2 separate regions of the Homo sapiens genome follow, and region 2 is linked to region 1. The links are chromatin loops, found by intact Hi-C in ENCODE. Cell type or tissue: GM12878. All regions are shown on one strand. Each heading gives the region's core, and the rest is flanking DNA. Links, peaks and the distances in the headings are about the cores only.

Region 1 (2,923 bases), core at 281-2,780:
TAAAGGTTAATTTTTTTAAAACACAAACATAAATAGCCTAAATGGTAGCTTCACAAATGAGAGGGAGGTATCACTGACACTGCTTGTCAAAACTTGCATTCTTACCATCAGAATTTGATTCCATTTCTTTATCAAATTCATGCTTTGTTTCCTATGGAATGACAATCTTCAGTTGGAATTAATTTATCAATCCTCTTCCTGAGGTAGGATTTCATAAAAAGATTTGGAAAAGAGCATACAAGCTCCAAGTGACCAAGGAGAAGACCAAGAGACGCCATCCTGAAGGCCAGAGGCATCACAGAGGGCTCCCATGTGTGGTCTTGTACTTCCCCAGCACATGCCTTTCTGTTTCTGATTTTTCTTTACTCCTATGACCCAATCTGCTGTTTTCTTGTTGTCCTATTGGGATTTCTTGATCCCACCCTAATCTTCCTTAGGACAGATGTCCCTTTTATATCAGATCTAGTGGTACTTCACAACGTGTGCTTACAGCAGCTTAGGCTAAACAGGAGAAAGCTGAGGCTACTGAAAGGCCAGATTAGATGAGCCCTGAAAGAGATCAGGATCAGCACAGTGGTGACAAGCTAATGGGGTTGACAAAGCTGGACCTGGAAGATTGCCAGCATCTTACCTCCCAGAAAAAGTTACAGTTTGCTGGGTAGTTCTATATATTGATAATAGTCTCAGGGCCAGAGAAATGAGGGACACAATTAGGCAAGATTGCAGTTCCTCTAGACTTGCACTGGAATGTATTGAATTATGGAATTTTTGTTTGTTTGCCTGCTTGCCTGATTGTTTGCTGATCTTTTTTCTTAAGATTTTTCCTACATTATTCTCAACACTACAGTTGTGGATGATGTTCACAGTTGCTATCAACCTTTGCATCATTTGAAAATGTCCAGATGAGTTGGAGGCAGCAATGAACAACCAGGCAGCCAACTCTCATAAAGATGAATCAAACTATGGTGATCTGATAAGCAGACTTGTGAGATCCATTTTTTCACCCAAAAGGGTAAGAGTTATTATATCTTCCAAAATTGTCAGTGTGATAAAGTAACAAATTGGAAGGCACAATTCATGCTTCCCCCAAATGCACTAACTGGGTAAATAGAGAACCATGGCTCATACTAGCAACCATAAATTTAAAGTTAGTATTTCAGGTCTATATCTAAAGAACGACAGAACATCATCTCTCCTGATTCATCCGGCAAGAATGCATCATCCTTTTTCTCGATCTAATCAGAAACACTTCTGCCATCTTCGTTTTTCTTTATAAGTCAAAAAGGCGCAGAAGAGATTTAGGCCTTCTCTCCTACACCCCTCCTGACTTCTTGTGGGGGAGGAAGTGGGCTGCATAACAGCAAAACCTCAGATTCTATTCTGACCACACCACAGGTACTCTTATTTTCACCGCAGTCAATTTCAAATACTGTACACAAGTGCCATCTAGTGGTTAGCAATAAATTAACATGTCACTTTAAGAAAGAAGAAAAGACTTAAAGCCTTTCATAAATAACCAAACATGTTTTTAACTTTTTTATTAAAACAGGATGATTTTTGTGTACTAGCATTTTTTCTGAGGAAATTATTTCTTCCATCTGTTTCTCTTTGGTCAGGATAGAAGTATCTTGGCTCATCTTCTGTCAGTGTGCTTCAAACCATAAAATGTAGGCTGGGGTTTATGCACAAGGAAACACATTGAGAAAGAAAGCCTTCTTTATGGATAGTCACTACTCTGTGAAATAAAATTGAGTTGGTTCTCTTGCTTCTATCCTCTATTTTAGCAAACATTCTAGGGTTGCATGATGGCTGAAATAAAAGAGAAACGTGAACATTGGGGATGGAGAAAACCACAGACATCACTTTCAGTGGTTCTCGGTTACATTCGGAATGATAGCAGAATCTCCCATCCCAAAATCAAAGTCTCTTCAGTCGAACCCAACCTCACCTTCTTCTTCTGTGCCCTAGTATAATACAAGTATTATCGGCCTGGCGCAGTGGCTCACGCCTGTAATCCCAGCACAGTGGGAGGCCGAGGCAGGCAGATCATGAGGTCAGGAGATCGAGACCATCCTGGCTAACACGGTGAAACCCCGTCTCTACTAAAAATACAAAAAATTAGCAGAGCGTGGTGGCGGGCGCCTGTAGTCCCAGCTACTCGGGAGGCTGAAGCAGGAGAATGGCGTGAACCCGGGAGGTGGAGCTTGCAGTGAGCCGAGATCTCCCCACTACACTCCAGCCTGGGCTACAGAGCGAGACTCCATCTCAAAAAAAAAAAAAAAAAAAGTATTATCTACACATTTGCATATTCACTGACTCCTGAATATCAGCCTCTCTTCATTTTCTTATCATTGCCCCTTCTTCCCAGTCTGTAATATTCTTCCTTTCCCTCCTCACTTATTCAACCTTATTCATCCTTCAAGTTCTATATTACTGTAACAGGATGTCAAAATGGAACTATTTTAGTCTTAGTTTTCATTGAGACTTGTATTAATTAGTTTTTGCTGCATAATAAATCACCCCAAAACATAGTAGCTTTAAACTACACGCTTTTATTATAACTCACAAGCCTGTACGGTAGCTGGGTAGTTTCAGTCTCCAGTCTTGGCTAGGCTTACTGATGCCTTAGCTGGGGATCAGATGGGCAGCTCTGCTGTTCTTGGTCCAGCTCTCCCATATGTATGTCCCATATGTTAAGCTGGTTGTAGACTGGTCTAAGATAGCCACAGCTGGGACAACTGCGCTCTTCTGGCAGTCTCCTGGCCTCCAGCGTACTAGACTGGGATTGTTCACATGGTGGTGCAAGGTATCCAGAGAAAGCAAAACCATACAAGACTTCTTGAGGCCTAAGCTTGGAACTAGCACTCCACTGCAATCAGATGACCAAAGCAAATCATAAGATCAGTTCTGATTATGATGAAAT
Region 2 (2,923 bases), core at 207-2,706, 970 kb before region 1:
TCAGCCTTCATAAAATACCTCCCATCCAATGTCTGCTTTTCATTTTAACTGCCTAAGTAGGATTCATTACTTCTTTTTTACCTGTATCCTTTCAGTGGTTTCCTGACTGGTGTCTCTACTTCCAGTCACTGCTCAGTTATATGTATCTAATGCTTTGCTCCCATATTAATCTTCCTGATGGGGAACTTTAATAGTGTTGTTCCTTCTGCCTCAAAAATGTCAAAAGCTTCTTTTACCTTTGTTCTTACTTCACCCTCCATGTACTCTTAGCTCTAGCCCAACTAAACTCTTTTCTGTGTCCTGTAAATTCTCCAGGGCTGTGGCTACTCTGTGCCTTTCCCTCAGTGTTATGTTTGCTTAGGATTTTCTATGCTCTTTTCTCTGCTTGTCCAATTTTTGCCATTCTTCAGGGTCTTGCTCAAGGGTCCTTTCCCTTGAAAGTCTACCATATCTACTCATTGGAAAATAACGAATCTTTCTTCTAAAAAGCCTGCTGGGTGGTCTGGGCCAGTCTAATATAGCTACTGTAATAAACTCTCATTTTCTGGCTTTTTCCTTTACCTATTAGTATGAACTACATGTTAGTTTTCTCAATTGTAGCGGTACAATTTCAAATGTAAGTCTCGGTTCTGGATTTGATTATGAAGTACAGACTTTTAAGCTTGCTTAGATGTAGGTAATGAAGTCTACATCTATCTCTAACCAAATAGGGGGTCCTGTTGAGTAAACAATGAAAGCTCAAACCCCAGATAGTAATATACATTTATTTGGTTTTATGTTTCCTCTTCTGTGCATGTATCTTTCTCAGTAATCTTGCAGAGACTAGGAGTGATAGCAGCATTGGGCATGGTGCAAATGTGGAGGGGAAGACAGAAGAAAGAATGAGGAAAAGAAGTCAGGTTATTTGGTTCGAGGCAAGCCTCTTTCTTCCTTGTGGCTTTCAGCAATCATAATATCACCCTAAAGTAATTAATATTCTTAACATTCATCTAGAGGTTTTGTTGTTATTTCAAAACCACTTCAAATAATAAGCATGCTGTAATGGTAAAACCTATGGTTGGTATGGATTAAAAGCTCAAAAATAATTGCTAAATAAATAAATAAATAAATAAAATTTCTCACTTATTTTACTGTTGCTAGGGCAAAGACAAACAGGACCTGGAGAATCACAGTGATTACCATAAAATTAATCAGTGAGTTATCCAATAACAGCTACTATTTCCCATGAGGCTTTCTTGTTGAAATAAGTCAGTATAGCTTGACTTTTTTTCTAGAGCACTTTTTTCTTAGTTCCTCATTTGTCCCAACCACTAGGGGGCTCTTTGTCTTCTTCACTTGTCATGGGTGGCTTTCTACGTCAGGGACTTTGCAAGTTTCCAAGTAGTTTTGTGTCATATCCTGATCATTCTTACCATAGGCCAATTCATTCTTCCATGGGACATCAAGATGTATAACTTCATAAATTATATCACAGTGATTGGCTCTGGAGACAGGAATTGACATGTACCCTAGTAGACTTTTTATAAAGGCATATGCAAGATGGTGTGCAACATCAAATATGTCATGGGACAATTTCTCATAAAATTGAATTATGAGACTTGAGAATGGACAGCAGGTGGTAGGAGTTGAGGCTGCAAATCTTGAAGTAGTGTTAGAACCATATATCTTGATAGTCATGCAAAGTGTACATTTATACAAAAGAATAAAAGAGAAAAGAAAGAAAGCAACTATAGAAAAGGAAAGGGAGAACAAGAGTTAAATATACAAGGAAGAGAGACCTTATTATATATGGAAGAGAAAAATAGAGAGCAATCATTTACAACAGTTTTGTCAGTTTCTGAATAGTTTACTTACTCTAAGTTCTAGATCATGAAGGTGTGTTTAAAATTTGGTTCATTTTTCTCAAGATAACTTGAAAGAGGTCTTTGTTCCCTTGATTGTTTAATTGCAAGCTAGAAAAGCTAACCCACAAAGTCCAAGGAATTCTGAGGCACAAGTCAGGTGTGCCACCATAGAAAGCACCTGCTGTGGGTGCTAACATTCCTAACATTTTGCTTTTCAGAGCAGAGAAATTAACTCCTAAGTTTATATACATGTGTGTGAGTATGTGTGTGCATGTAGCCTCTCTATTCTGAAAAATTCATTGGCCTATTAAAGTTTCATAAAATTTCCTGTCTGAGATACCTAAGGCAATAATAGAACTGGGTCAGTGGGTAGGTGGTTACTTCCACCACTATTAGAAAGGCAGCCTACCACACAGGTGGCAAGATGAGTTTTGAAAGCAACTGAACATTCAGAATTTGTTCAATTTATCACAATTACAAAAAGACCTGGGCCAAATGATCATAGACTCACCCACAGAATTGGGTGGGAAAAATGAATGCTTCTGTCATGGTTTGGAAGATTACGCACTGATACTAAATATTTTTGGAGACATTATACCAACTCTCTCTCTCTGTCTTTTTTTTTTTTTAACAAATAAGAAAACCTAGGTCTTAAGAAGTAAAATGACTCCCCTAAGGCCACATGGCTAATTAGTGCCAAGTCAGAAATACAGAACTGAGAATTCTCTCCATTTTCAGCCTGTACTCTTCCCAAAAATCTTTACCTGGAGGAACCAAGTAAGGCTGATTGTGGTCACATGGATCCAGGCACTAACGACACTGAGCAATTTCTAATCAAGAAAGATGACTTGAGTAATGGTCACGCACATGGGTCTTCCTTTGCACACACTATTAATACTAACTACATTTCTCCATATCCATTCTCTGCATGGTAAATTACTGGTAATCCCGAATCCCAAATACAATACAATACCCTCTCCTCTCTGAAGTCTCCCTGGATTTCTAAGACAGACTCTATTTTTCATCCCTAGTGTTTCCAAGCCCTGCTTTACAACTGTATTACTGTGTTGTGTCACTGT

The links. A loop is a pair of places that touch in the nucleus more often than their neighbours do. Peaks named below come from ENCODE experiments on the same cell type or tissue, not always from the same donor. Only the 100,000 strongest peaks of a DNase experiment are listed, where the experiment ranks them.
Region 2: a loop joins it to region 1, with 20 times the contacts of the local background. A loop is called at or near these places in 5 of 110 quality-filtered maps.

Annotation. Positions count from the first base shown.
Region 1 is chr18:41,905,419-41,908,341 of GRCh38, forward strand. It overlaps LOC105372085 (a long non-coding RNA gene), which reads right to left and starts at 2,845. Exons shown (of 5, transcript XR_935411.2): 1 at 2,567-2,845. In GM12878, for the core only: a CTCF peak has its summit at 1,450 (motif pointing left); a DNase peak (open chromatin) is centred at 1,383.
Region 2 is chr18:40,934,299-40,937,221 of GRCh38, forward strand. No RefSeq gene overlaps it. Among named protein-coding and RNA genes, the nearest start is that of KC6, 580 kb to the right of the region's middle. In GM12878, for the core only: a CTCF peak has its summit at 1,317 (motif pointing right); a DNase peak (open chromatin) is centred at 1,383.